2 separate regions of the Homo sapiens genome follow, and region 1 is linked to region 2. A link is a contact called in ENCODE Hi-C or POLR2A ChIA-PET data. All regions are on one chromosome and are shown on one strand. Each heading gives the region's core, a stretch centred on a gene start or an enhancer-like site at or near the end of the contact. The rest is flanking DNA. Distances are from core to core; before and after follow the strand shown.

The links. A loop is a pair of places that touch in the nucleus more often than their neighbours do. ChIA-PET counts read pairs that join two places held with the same protein, here RNA polymerase II (POLR2A). Pooled maps may share reads with other maps.
Region 1: a loop to region 2 is called in a pooled map, with 2.2 times the contacts of the local background. The contact joins the promoter of DZIP1L here to the promoter of ESYT3 in region 2. A Hi-C loop is called at or near these places in 1 of 168 maps with a recorded cell type or tissue (IMR-90) and 6 of 50 pooled maps. POLR2A ChIA-PET finds 5 or more read pairs at or near these places in 2 of 52 experiments (H1 and WTC11).

The regions. Positions count from the first base shown.
Region 1 is chr3:138,112,753-138,119,357 of GRCh38, forward strand. It overlaps DZIP1L (DAZ interacting zinc finger protein 1 like), which reads right to left and starts at 2,856. Exons shown (of 16, transcript NM_173543.3): 1 at 2,576-2,856. RefSeq lists enhancers at 2,167-2,668, 2,669-3,168 and a silencer at 2,291-2,510.
Region 2 is chr3:138,430,031-138,437,255 of GRCh38, forward strand. ESYT3 (extended synaptotagmin 3) reads left to right here and starts at 4,586. Exons shown (of 23, transcript NM_031913.5): 1 at 4,586-5,095. The coding sequence starts at 4,769.

The DNA of each region.
Region 1 (6,605 bases), core at 1,606-4,105, 320 kb before region 2:
CCTGGCCAACATGGCGAAATCCTGTCTCTACTAAAAATACAAAAATTAGCTGGGCGTGGTGGCTCATGCCTGTAGTCCCAGCTACTCGGGAGGCTGAGGCAGGAGAATCACTTCAACCTGGGAAGCAGAGGTTGCAGTGAGCCGAGATCGCACCATTGCACTCCAGCCTGGGCGACAGAGTGAGACTTCGTCTCAAAAAAAAAGAGAGAGAAGAAATGACTCACTGTCATTAGGAAAACTGAAGCTGTTTAATCACCTTTAGATATATTGACAGGGTTTTGGGAAACTTCCCATTCCTAGACCAATATTATGAATAAGGGACCCAAAAGAATATTTGTGCTAACATTCAAACTTGCTTCATTGTTAAGAGTTGGTTTCTGCCTGGGACAATCCCACACCCATCTAGAATATAGAAAACCCATCTACCACCCTTGCTTTGCACACTCCCAGTGACAAGTTGTTCACCACCTCACAAGACAGCCATCCCACTGTGAAACAATCCCTGGAGACTTTATGGTTCTTCTAAAACCGGCCCACCAATAATCTGTCAAAAATAACTCCCTCAAAATTGGCCAAACACCTTATTTTTTAACATAAACTGACAGCTAGACAACAACAACAACATCACCACTTTACTGTCTCTTCTGCTTCCTCAAGAATGCAGTCAAGAGGAGAACTTGAGGGAGCCAAGTTTCCAAGGTGGCTGCCAGGCAATCATTTACAAACCTGCCCTGGCTCCCAAGCTAACTTCAGCAGTGCCCACTGGGGGAGCTCAGGCGTGTCATTAATGCTAATTGTTGTGGCTGCCAAGGAAACCTTCACACAGTTTGCAAACAGGCTATGCACACACAGTATGCAAGGGAGCTCCAGAGACCTCAACAGAGATGACAGGGACCTGGGAGCTCTCCTGAAGTACTGCCACTGCAGAGCTTAGCCTTATTCTCAGATTCCATGGTGTTCTCCTTTTCCACTCTTCCCTGACCCTCATGGGGGCTGCAGCGACTCCTAGAACCTTCAAGCAGCGAGACAAAGGTCCCCTCAACCGGGCACAGCGCTCTCCTTACACCTGGCCTCCTATTCCCAGCAACTTTAAGGAGATATTTTTAAGTGGCCATGGTTTTATCAAAAGCCTATTAAGTTTTTGCCACAAACGGATTTTATTTAAAATAAAAATAGGGGTAGGTATTTGACTGATGTCTCTTGGGAGTGTTTTAGAGAAGAGGAATGAATACTGACATGTCCTATCTTCCCAGATGCAGAATTGTAAAACAAACAAACATAATTGCTTTTCACATGTAAAAGAAAACTGGCTTAGAACATACTAGCGTTTTCTTTGCCATGAAGGAGTTCACCTTCAGTGACTAAGCCAGAACTACTAGAGCTGCCAGGCCTAGGGACAGGAGACATTGCCAGTGCTTAGCCAGGCTGGCCAGGACTAACCATCTCTGCAAGGAGTCCACAAGAAGCCTCAGGGCAGCCTTTCCCTGCTCCTATCAATTTGAGTTGAGCAAAAAACCTTTGACCAAATATCAGCTCCATGGCACAACCCACAGTTATGGTGCCCACATGAACTCAGGTTTCTGTTCCCAACCTGAAGCATACAACTTCATGAGGTATTTTATCAAGTTAGATAGTATCAAAAAATATTCCCAGATGAGGGAGGTGTCTGACCAAGACAGTCAGAAGGCCCCTTATCAGCCACTAGACTGGAGGATCAGCCTTCCCTAAGCAGGATTGTTCTCACTGGCCAGTCCTCACATCCGGGAGGGGGAGGAGAGGTGCTAGGGGCTGCAACTGAGAAGGGAGAGATCACCCACCCTATCTGCAGATGAGGGTGTGAGAAGCCAAGTCAGAACACCCCATACTTCCCAGGCCTCTCTCCAAAGTCCTGTTAGAAATCGAATTCCAGGAGACCAGGCAGGGGCAGCCTAGGCCCTGGGCCCCTAGGAAGTGCTCCGTGAACTAGGCCCTGCCCAGGCAGCCTCGGACCCCCTCCTCTGCCCTGCCTCCTGATCCCTGTCCTGCACTGAGCAGGTCTTCGGTGGACTTTATGCGCAGCCACCTCAGGATGAAAATACCACGTCTGCCTCCTGCTGAGGTCCAGCCCAGGAAAGGAAGAAGGGGAACGAAAGATGCCAATGCGATTGCTTTTAAATCACCTCATTACTAAAAGAATCCTCCTTTACCTACGGCACTCAGATCATCAAGCCCTCCCAAATCACTTTTCTTTTTTCAAAAAGTAAAAACCCAAGGCCGTCTTCCCAGTGAAGCCGAGTCTTGGGGCATCCCGTCATTCGTCCCCCGCGCACGGGTCCTTCCCTCCCTGGGCGCCGCAGTTCGGAGCAGGCCGAGGGGGCCGGGCTGCAGGGCCGCGCCGGGCCAGAAGGGCGCGCCCTGGGCAGCGCGGACGCACGCAGCCGGCTCCTCCCGCGCCCCGCTGCACCCCGGCAGGGAGTTCGCCCCCGCTAATGTTTAACCTCCCGAATCGCTGATCCCTCGGACTGCAGCCAAGCTACCCACCCGCCCCGCTCCCGGGACGAATTCCTGGCATAGTTTTCCCGCGCGGCCCGCTCACCGTGGGGTCTCCTGGAGCCGGGGACGGCGGGAAGACGTCTCGAGGTGGCGGCTCCCATACTCGCCCCACGTCCCGCCTCCAGACTTGCTCCACCGCCCCAGACAGCCCAGAGATGGTTCCCGGAATGCTCACCGCCCGCCGTTCCCGGGATGCTTCCCCAGCCCCACGCAGTCCGGGCGCTCTCTGCGGCGGAGGCAGAGCCTGCCCGGCCCACTCCAGTGCCGCCAACCTGCGGGACCGCGGACAGAGAGCTCCTCGGTGCGTCGGTCAGCTCGTGGCTTGGGGTCTCTGGTGCCTCCAGCTCCTACTACAGCCGCCCCGCCCCACCTCAAGAAGAGGTGGAGCCTCTCCCGGCCCCTCTCGGACGAGCTATTTTTAGGTCTGTAACGGATGGGGGAAGGCGGGAATGCCACGTTTAATCCGTTAGTAAAATCCAGGATCCAAGTGAATGGCTTCCTGGCCTTGCTGAGAGGCTGGACTTGCCCCGGTTTCCCCACACCCTGCCTCCGGTACAATCGATAGCCTGCTGTGCAGGGGCGGCCGCACCCCCCGGGCAGATAGCCCTGCCCACCCTCCTAAAGGGACCGTCCTGGTTTCTTCCTGACCGGATCCCAAGCTAGGAGAGTTCTTTGGGTGTGCCCCAGGTCTGATCAGACAGACAGCAGCCACCTTCCCTCCGCAGCCCCCACCCACCACCCCCTACCCTCCCAACCTGCTGGTTTGCCCTGGGGATGCCAACTTGGAAACCCAGGACTGAAAAACTTATTTTTTCTCCTGATATTAGTCCCTGATCTCTTCCCATAGTAGTAGTTGCTTTGCTGAGATTCCGTTTTGTGGGCACCGTAACTGTGAGTTGTGCCATAGAGCTGATATTTGGTCAAAATGTTTGTTGCTCAACTCAAATTGATAGGAGCAGGGAAAGGCTGCCCTGAGGCTTCTTGTGGACTCCTTGCAGAGATGGTTAGTCCTGGCCAGCCTGGCTAAGCACTGGCAATGTCTCCTGTCCCTAGGCCCGGCAACTCTAGTAGTTCTGGCTTAGTCACTGAAGGTGAACTCCTTCATGGCAAAGAAAACGCTAGTATGTTCTAAGCCAGTTTTCTTTCACATGTGAAAAGCAGTTATGTTTGTTTTACAATTCTGCATCTGGGAAGATAGGACATGTCAGTATTCATTCCTCTTCTCTAGAGCACTCACAAGGGGCATCAGTCAAATACCTACCCCTATTTTTATTTTAAATAAAATCCTTTTGTGGCAAAAACTTAATAGGCATTTGATAAAACCATGGCCACTTAAAAATATCTCCTTAAAGTTGCTGGGAATAGGAGGCCAGGTGTAAGGAGAGCTCTGCGCCTGGTGGAGGGAACCTCTGTCTCGCTGCTTGAAGGTTCTAGGAGTCGCTGCAGCCCCCATGAGGGTCAGGGAAGAGTGGGAAAAAAGCTCCTTTTCACACACACTCTCTCTCTCTCCACTCCGCAACTCTTCTCCCTCCCTCTTTCTCTTTTTTCCATTTCAAAGGCTTTCGTCCCACCACAATCTCAATCTGCCAAGCTCTACATTTTGAGGCAGCCAAAGCAAATGTGTATGGGAACAAGCGTTGTCAAGGACTTGCAGGGAAACTGGAACTCCTGTGCATTGCTGGTGGGAATGTAAAATGGTACCATTACTGTGGATACAGAATGGTAGTTCCTCAAAAAATTAAACAAGAATTGCCAAAAGATCCAACAATTCCATTTCTGGGTATATACCCCAAAGAACTGAAAGCAGGGATTCAAACAGATATTTGTATACTCATGTTCATAATAGCATTATTCACAATAGCCAAAAAGTGGAAACAATTCAAATGTCTATCGACAGATTAATGGATAAGCAAAATGTGGTATATCCATACAATGTAATATTAACTTTAAAAGGGAAGGAAATTCTGACACATGAATGAACCTTGAAAACTGTCTTAGTCTATTCAGGCTGCTATAACAAAATACCATTGAGTGGGTAGCATATAAACAATAGAAGTTTTTTTCTTACAGTTCTGGAGGCTGGGAAGTCCAAAATCAAGACATTGGCAGATTCGGTGCCTGGTGAGGGCCTGTTTCCTGGTTGATAGGCTGTCATCTTCTCACTGCACCCTCACTTAGTAGAAGGGGGCTGGCTAGCTCTCTGGGGTTTCTTTCATAAGGGCACTAGTCCCAATTATGAGGACTCTACCTTCATGACCTAACCACCCCCCAAAGGCCCCACCTCCCAATACCGTCACCTTGGGGGTCAGGATTTCAACCCCATTTTGCAGGGACACAAACATTCAGATCAAGGCAAAAGCATTATGCTAAATGAAATAAGCTGGACACAAAAGGACAAATATTGTATTATTCCACTTATACCTGGAAATATTGTATGATTCCACTTGTACCTAGAATAGTCCATTCACAGAGACAGAAAGTAGAATAGTGGTTACCAGTGGCTGGAGGAGGGGGAATGAGTAGTTATTGATTCATGAGTACAGATTCTCAGTTTGGGAATGATGAAAAAGTTCCAGAGATAAATGGTAGTGATGGTTGCACAATAATGTGAATGTACTTAATGCCACTGAATTGTACACTTGAAAATGGTTACGATGGCAAATTTTACATTATGTACAGTTTATCACAATTTTTTAAACATTAAAAAAAAATAGTGGATGGAGCAGGGACCAGGACTAAGTTGGGATATCTGTGCACCATGTATTCGGATGGGGGATCTTGTTCCTGCCGTCTTCTCCTAGTCAGGGCACTTTTTTCACCCCAGGATTTTCTGCCACCCACAAGAGCAAAGAGAAGAGTCCAGGCCTTGGGAGTCAAAGACACATCTACATTCCACATTCCCAAGCTACATAACCCTGGGAAAGTCACGTAGCCTCTCTGACCTTTCATTTTTCTCCTCTGTAAAATGGGAAAAGTAAACTCTACCTAGAAGAGTTGTTAGAATCAAATTAGCTAAATTACATGTAGGCTCTGCCCTGGGCCTACAAGTCAGTGGTGTGCACTCCTGACTTGACACTGTGAAATCGCCAAGGACATTTGCTTCTCAGCTCTCTTCCCACTGTATCCCTGAAATTTGCAGAAAGTAGTTCTGAGGATACCTTTGTGCATGTTATTTCCACCAGCCTCAATTTCCCCATGTGTAAATAGGGTGCCCTCCTTTGCAGGGCTGGTGTAAGAAAGTAGACTTGACATGCACCCAGATCTACCTTAGCCAAAAACCAAATCCTGAATCTTGAGCTGACTAAGACCTCATGCATGGAACCCTCACACTCTTCCCTTACTGGGCCTTAGTTCAACACTCAACACAGGGAGGAGTTACTGCATGCCTATCATGTGCCAAGTTATTTTCTTAGTCCCAAGGATACCAACAACCTCTAGAGGACTAGATCACTTGGCACTGGAAAGCTGTCATTTCTGCTGCCCACCTCTACTGTAGCACACACAAGCTCTGGCATCAGCCGTGGGGACAGGTGCATAGACCAAGGGAGACTGGCCCTAGCTGGCTAGTCCAGGAGACATTCCTGTCACCCCGAGCAGCTGGCCCATAACTGCTGGGTGGGAGGACAGGAGGATGGATTTTCAATATCCCAATGGCCCCTCACTCCCTCCTCAGCCCAGTACTAGTCACCCGCCCTCTGACCCAGCTCAGCCCCTTTCACAGACGGTCTCCCTCCTACACCTCAGGAAATAGGACACAGCCTAGACAGCCTGTAATAGGAGTGCCCTCTGCTGCCAAATGCTGGCATCACACCTTAGAAACCTGCTCTGGATCCCATTCTCCTGAAGGGAAGTGTATCTGAGGTGTATGGGACAGGTCTCCCTGCGCTGGGATGCCGGCCACTAATGAGCCCTGAGGTGATTTTAGGTCAAAAGTGTATTGTTGGGTTTTCTGCGTTGATGTATAGATAGGCAGGCATACAGTCAGAGGAGGATTTTACATAAAATCTGGTTTGCTGGTTTCTGAAAAATCTAAGAATCTAGCAACAAAAGAAAGGCCTGCACTCTGACATGTC
Region 2 (7,225 bases), core at 3,336-5,835:
TTTACCCTGTGCTCCCTAGCCTCCTCCTGTAGGTCAGGCTCGAACTCAGGCACTGAGGCAGAAAGATGTATCGGATACAGCTGCTGCCCCCAAAGAATCTCCAGTCAGACAGAGGGAACAAACACAGAAAATTACTCTAGCTCTGTATGGAAATACAAAAGTAAAACTAATGACACCACCAGGTGTGGAGGCTCACGCCTAAAATCCCAGCACTTTGGGGGCCCGAGGTAGGCAGATCATTTGAGGTCAGGAGTTCGAGACCAGCCTGGCCAACATGGTGAAGCCTCATTCTACTAAAAATACAAAAAGATTAGCTGGGCGTGGTGTTGCATGCCTGTAGTCCCTGCTACTTGGGAGGCTGAGGCAGGAGAATCGCTTGAACCTGGGAGGTGGAGGTTGCAGTGAGCCAAGATAGCGCCACTGAACTCCAGCCTGGGTGACAGAATAAGACCCCATCCAAAAACAAAAACAAAAGCAAAAAACTAATGATACCTACGTAGCAGAGGACATTTATCTTTCTGTTCCAAAGGAGAGATGATTTTGTGAGATACCAAGTTTTTAAAAATAATAAAATTAGGCTGGGTGCTGTGGCTCACACCTGTAATCCCAGCACTTTGGGTGGCTGAGGAGGGTGAATCACCTGAGGTCAGGAGTTCGAGACTAGCCTGGCCAAAATGGTGAAACCCTGTCTCTACTGAAAATAAAAAAAAAATTAACCAGGGCTGGTGGCACACACCTGTAATCCCAGCTACTCGGGAGGCTGAGGGAGGAGAATTGCTTGAACCCAGGAGGCAGAGGTTGCAGTGAGCCAAGATTGTCCCACTGCACTCCAGCCTGGGCAACAAGAGGGAAACTCCATCTCAAAAAAAAAAAAACAAAAAAAAGGCCGGGCGCGGTGGCTCACGCCTGTAATCCCAGCACTTTGGGAGGCCAAGGCGGGCGGATCACGAGGTCAGGAGCTCGAGACCATCCTGGCTAACACAGTGAAACCCCGTCTCCAATAAAAATGCAAAAAATGCGCTGGGCATGGTGGCAGGCACCTGTAGTCCCAGCTACTTGGGAGGCTGAGGCAGGAGAATGGCGTGAACCCGGGAGGCGGAGCTTGCAGTGAGCCGAGATCACGCCACTGCACTCCAGCTCTGGGGGACAGAGTGAGACTCCATCTCAAATAATAATAATAAAATTGTATGTACATTTTCAGTCTTCTTTTTAATTTAGGTCTCAACCTAACTTTCCAAATCAATCTGGCTAAAACAGCCCTGCCCACCATGCCAGTCACTCTCTCTCAGCCTACTCACTGCACTATCTGCAGAGCACTTTTCCTTACCTGCTGTTTTCTTGTACTTTGTTTAAATTTTGGTGTCTGTCTTTCTACACTAGAATGTCAGCTGCATGAGAGCAGTGAGCCTGTCGGTTCTGTTCACCCTGAATCTCTTATGCCTGGAACAGTGCCTGGCACTCAGTAGAAGGCTGTATTCATTTCCTAGGGCTGCAGTAACGAAGTGCCGCAAACTGGATGGCTTAAAACAACAGGAATGTATTCTCCCACAGTTCTGGAGGCCAGCAGGGCTGAGCTCTCTCCCAAGGCGCTAGGGAAAAATCCTTCCTTGCTTCTTTCCAGCTCCTGGTGGGTGCCAGGAATCCTTGACATTCCTCCCCTGTAGTTGTACCACTCTGGTTTCTACGTGTGTCTTCACATGGCCTTCCCTTCCTGTGTCTCCTCTGTGTCGCTATCTCTGAATCTCTCTTTTCTTATAAGGACACCAGTCATTGGACTTAGGGCCCACCCTAATTGAGTATGATCTCACCTTAACTTGGTTACATCTGCAGAGACTCTATTTGAAATAAGATTACATTCATAGGTACCAAGGGTTAGGACTTCAACATAGACACAATTCAGTCCACACTAGTGACCAACGAATATTTATTTGAGCTACTGTTCTTTCAATAGTTGGTATGTAATAGGATACACTCTCAAATGTGTTCAGGCAAAGGCTGTGGAAGGCATTATTCTCCCCAGGTTTTGCTGTGATCAAACCATCTATAAAATATTTTTTTGCTGGTAGTAGTAACTAGATGTCCAGGTCAAGGGAAATAAAGTCTCCAGTGTTCTAGGCACAGATTCCATCCCAGGTAGGGTATAGAGTTTTCAATGCCATATTCTCAATGTTCTCATATATTTAATTTGTGAGAGTAATTTAATGACAAATAAGGTTTTAAAAGTGGGGGGGGGCAGGCACAGTGGCTCACGCCTGTAATCTCAGCACTTTGGGCGGCTGAGGTGGGTGGATTGAGGTCAGGGGTTCGAGACCAGCCTGGCCAACATGGCAAAACTCCATCTTTACCAAAAATACAAAAATTATCTGGACATGGTGGCAAGTGTCTATAATCCTAGCTACTCAGGAGGCTAAGGCAGGAGAATCGCTTGAATCTGGGAGGCCGAGGTTGCGGTGAGCTGAGATTGCCTTACTGCACTCCAGATGGGGCAACAGAGTGAGACTCCATCTCAAAAAATAAATAAAATAAAATAAAAAATAAAATAACTTTAAAAAGGAGGGGGGTGAAATCATAATCCCATCACCCTAACGTACTTTGGAGAAGTTTTAGAAGAGGAACATTCCAGGTAGAGAGAACAGCAAGTACAAAAGCCTTGCAGCATAAATGAGCTTGATGTGTTCAAGGAAAGAAAGGCGATGCAGCTGGGGATGGCAATGTCCCACAGGTCGTCTCAGGCTGGGCATCTGTCTCAGTGGGTGTCCATCCAGTTCACAAACCAACAACCTTCCTTTCTCTAGTAATCCCCCCACAAACTCACTACCTTCCACACCCCCTCCCAAACTAGCCCAGGTTGAGGTGTGGACTTGCTGTGTGTGAAGGATGAAGGGGATGACAGATTCAGCAGGATCCTGTCTCCAAGGGGTTTGGAATTGGGACAGGATAAGGGTCAAGGCAGTCTCTCTGGATTGGTGAGACCTGTGTCCTCCATCTCTGGATGTTGGGGGGAAAGTGCTGTGTTCTGCACTTCAACCAGACAGGCAGGTCAGCAGGGAGGGCCACAAGGATGAGGAGCGCAGTTCTGGCAGTTAGTTTCCTGGTCCATCCATCCTGAGAGCCAGACACATTCTGCCTCAGCTTCCAGGAGAATTCCCAGTATCCCTAGCCTACACTCTCTTTTGCTTCAGCAGACCTGGGTTAACCAATAGAGAAATATTTTGAGGAAAGAATTCTGTGGTCAAATAATCTGGGAAACACTGGGTTAAATAGAATTTAATAACTTTTTGTCTGAAGGACTTCTCAGAGCCTTTACTAGGACTGTGTACATGCAACTCTCAAGAAGGAACTCCAGCGAGCAGCATTTCTTCCGTTGATTTCCCAGGCTACACTGGGAGAATGTTAAGTTGGGGGACTTTAAGCCTCTGTTTTGGCTGAGTCCTGGAAAGCCAAGAACAATAGAGAAGGGTCCAGGTATTCTGACCACCAGGAACTCACGTATTGTTGAAAAAACTCATTGCAGTAAGTAATTTTATCCAAGAGAGAGGATAAAGCCAGAGAGAGAAAAAGAGAGTGACAGAGCAAGAGTCAGAACGAGAACGGGAGACCGGGGCGGGGTGGGGAGGGGGGAGGGAGGGAGAGAGAGAAAAGGAAAGAGAATATTTTGATTGCTATCCATCGGCTCCAGCCTTTCGATAAAGCTGTTGAAACAGTAGAGTCATTCCAAATCACTCTGGTACATTTGTCAACTCCAAAATCACATTCCAGTAATTGATGTGAGCCCTTTCATGTGGCCGTCTGAAATATATGCTATCCGCAAGACGATTTACTATCCGAACTTAAGAGATTCGGAGCTCCACCTGCTCTGATCATTAAAGGGTTAGAAACCATGGGCTTCACCATTGACTCTCAGGCACCTCGGGGCTTCCTCTTCATCTTTCCTTTTATTCGCCGGTCGCTTGCCCTTGTTGGGCGCCCCACAGATGGCCAAGACGGGCCGGTCCCCGGAAGTTCCCCGTCTGATGATGCAGGGAATGACGATCCAAACAGACACCTAGAAGAGAGGATGGGGAGAGAGGGGCAGAGGGTTTTGTGGCGCGCAGGAGGGGCCCTGAGCTCGGCTTGGTGAGGCTGGGGGCTAGGTCCAAGCTTTACAGATGCCAGAGGAGCTGGCAGCGTTGCAGGCTCTAGGGGCCAGTTGGAGGGCCGGGACGCAGGACCTGAGGCTGGGGAGGCCTGGCTGAGCCTGTCCAGGGAGGGCCTCGAATGCCAGCTGAGTCCAGACTATACTGTGTATTATAGACCGCGTGTAGGAAACAGGTTTTAGGTGATGTTTATCCATGATAAGCCAGTTGTACACAGGTGTTGGTGAGTCATTAACCACCTAGGGCAGCACTTGGTCCACCCGGACTGGCGAGTGCACACCTCCGGCTGACGCCTGCGCCACGTGCTGGGGTCGGAGGCCGAGCTCACCGGCTGGTTGCTCTTTAGAGCGGGCAGGAGCCAGGCGGGCGGCCCGCCCCTCTAGGGCGGAGACTTCCGGAGCTGCGGACTCACTGGAGCCGAGAACTGGGGCGGCGCGGCGCGGCGCGGTGCATTTCCAGGCGCTGCTCTCCGTCGCAGAGAACCCTGAGCTCGGCGCGCCGAGAGTCCCAGCAGGGCAAGGGGGCGCGGCGTCCTGGTCCTCGAGCTTGGGAGACAGATGCGCATGGGCGTGGGGGCATGCGGACCTAAGCTCGGGTGAAGCTCTCGGGAAGGGCAAGACTGCGGCGACGAGATGCGAGCAGAGGAGCCCTGCGCCCCCGGGGCCCCCAGCGCCCTGGGAGCCCAGCGCACGCCGGGCCCCGAGCTGCGCCTGTCCAGCCAGCTGCTGCCCGAGCTCTGTACCTTCGTGGTGCGCGTGCTGTTCTACCTGGGGCCTGTCTACCTAGCTGGCTACCTGGGGCTCAGCATAACCTGGTTGCTGCTCGGCGCCCTGCTGTGGATGTGGTGGCGCAGGAACCGCCGCGGGAAGCTTGGGCGCCTGGCCGCCGCCTTCGAATTCCTTGACAATGAACGCGAGTTCATCAGCCGCGAGCTGCGGGGCCAGCACCTGCCAGCCTGGGTGAGCCAAGCCGGGTGGGAGTGGGAGGTGGGGAGATGCCTTTCGAGGTTCGGAGGAACTTGCGGTCAGCGGGGAGCTGGTGCGCGCAAACCCGAGGCAGGGCGGGAGCCCGGCGACCTGCACACCCCGTTCCCCACCGCTCCCGGGGCGCAGACCCTGGGGACGGTGACCGCCCCTCCCGCGGCGCGCAGCACCCTCACGTCCACCTCTGGTCCGACTGCGGTGGGAGTGGGGAACTTGGGTTTCATTTAAGGCCCCAGAGCTCGAGAGAAGAGTCACGGGCAGACCACACCCGGGAGAAAAACAAGGGCGTCTGGGACTTCGCAGACTTACTCGGGTTGGAATCAGAAGGCATTTCTTCCACCCGCCTGTTGATTCAGAGAACGAACGCCGGACGCAAAACGTAGATGGGCAAATACCGCAGTGACAGAAACGGCGGGCCCAGTTGCTTTCGGCCGAGGCCTGGACTGCGGTAGGGGGAGGGCTCCGCGGGGCTGGAGGTGGAGTGGCGGGTACGGCTGGGAGACCGACGGCGCCGGGCCCCGGGCCTCCTTCCCTCCCTCCCTCCGCCGGATAGGGATGCCGGCACACGCACACTGCCCCGACAAACCCATCTCCTGGGGCGGCATGGGCGGCACTACGATTCCTCAAACGCTTCTGGTCCTGGCTTACCTAACAAAACCCAAGTTCTGGGCCCCATTGCATAACTCCCAGGGTGGCACAGAGGTATCCTGGGTGATTCTTATGATTAGGTGAGCTTGGGAAACACCGGCAAGAGGGGTGTTCCGTCCAATGGTTGGTCTGCGGCAAACCCTTACTGTCTCTCCGGTGCTGGGGCTCTTCGTTTTCAGATTTCTTCCAGTTACTCTCAGGCCCACGGGGGAGGTCGCCAGACCCCTCACTGTCTCTAGCCTGTGGCCTATAAAGTCCAGCAGGGCCATAGGTTCCTCCTGACAGTAGTCTGTAAAGTGAGGTGTGAGAAAAAAATATAAGGCCCATTTAGTTTATCTTATAAGAGAAATGAAGTCTTACTGTATCAGTCAGCCATAACTGAGTACAACAGGCTGCGTGGCTTAAGCAGCAGACACTTTTTTCCTTTCCTTTCTAGAGCCCCGAAGTCCAAGATCAAGGTGTTGGCAGGGTTGGTTTCTCCTGCGGCCTCTGCTGGCTTGCAGCTGGCTGTCTTCCTACCGTCTTCACACCGTCTTCCTTCTGTGTCCTAATCTCTTCTTAGAAGGACATCAGTCATATTGGATTAAGGCTCACCCTAATGAACTCATTTTAACTTAATTACCACTTTAAAAACCCTACCTGCAAATAGAATCACATTCTGAAGAACTGAGAATTAGCACTTCAAAGTGGGCATACACTTCATAACACTTAATATTTAATGTACGATTTGATGGTAAAGCTTTGCAAATAGCTTACATATTTGGGGGATGAGGGGCCAAAGACTCTTCCTGATAAGGGTGCACACTTTTCTACGGTAGTAGCCATAGGGGTAGCGCATGGGGCCTGACTCCCACAGACTTTGGTCATCCTGATGGTTCTGTGGGGCTTGTGATTCTGAAAGGTGTGGACCCAGCAGGCTTGACCTGTCCACACCCCTTGCACACAGTTGAGGGAGTCCAGGCCATCTGTCAGATCTCTGTTTTGTCCCCCTTGATGGCCTTAGCCCATGAGGGTGGGCCTGCGAGTCTTCACCAAGTAACATCCCTTCTTTTCTCCCCTTCTGTATCAGGGAAGCCTCTAGACACTGAGCTATATGTAAAGGCAGTATATCCGATATTGGGTCAAAAATCAGATCGTGTAGGGGCGTGGACACCCTCCCTGCCTCTCCCCCACATACACCACAGAGACAGTTCTGGCCTCTGTTGGGGATACAGACCCCAGGAGCAATATGGACCTAGCCAACAGGGAGCTCAGCCTGAACTCAAGAAGGCACCTCCTAGGTTTTCACCCCACAACCCATATCCCAGGCTTGACCCAGCTGGGTAGAGGGACACTCAGAGGAAGGTGATGCTCTCTGTCCTACCAAGAAGGCAGTCTCGGGTGGGGGACAGATGCATAACAGGTCATTGCCATTGAGGAGAATTGGAGCCAGGAGTCGGAACAGGGTCTAGTCAGGTA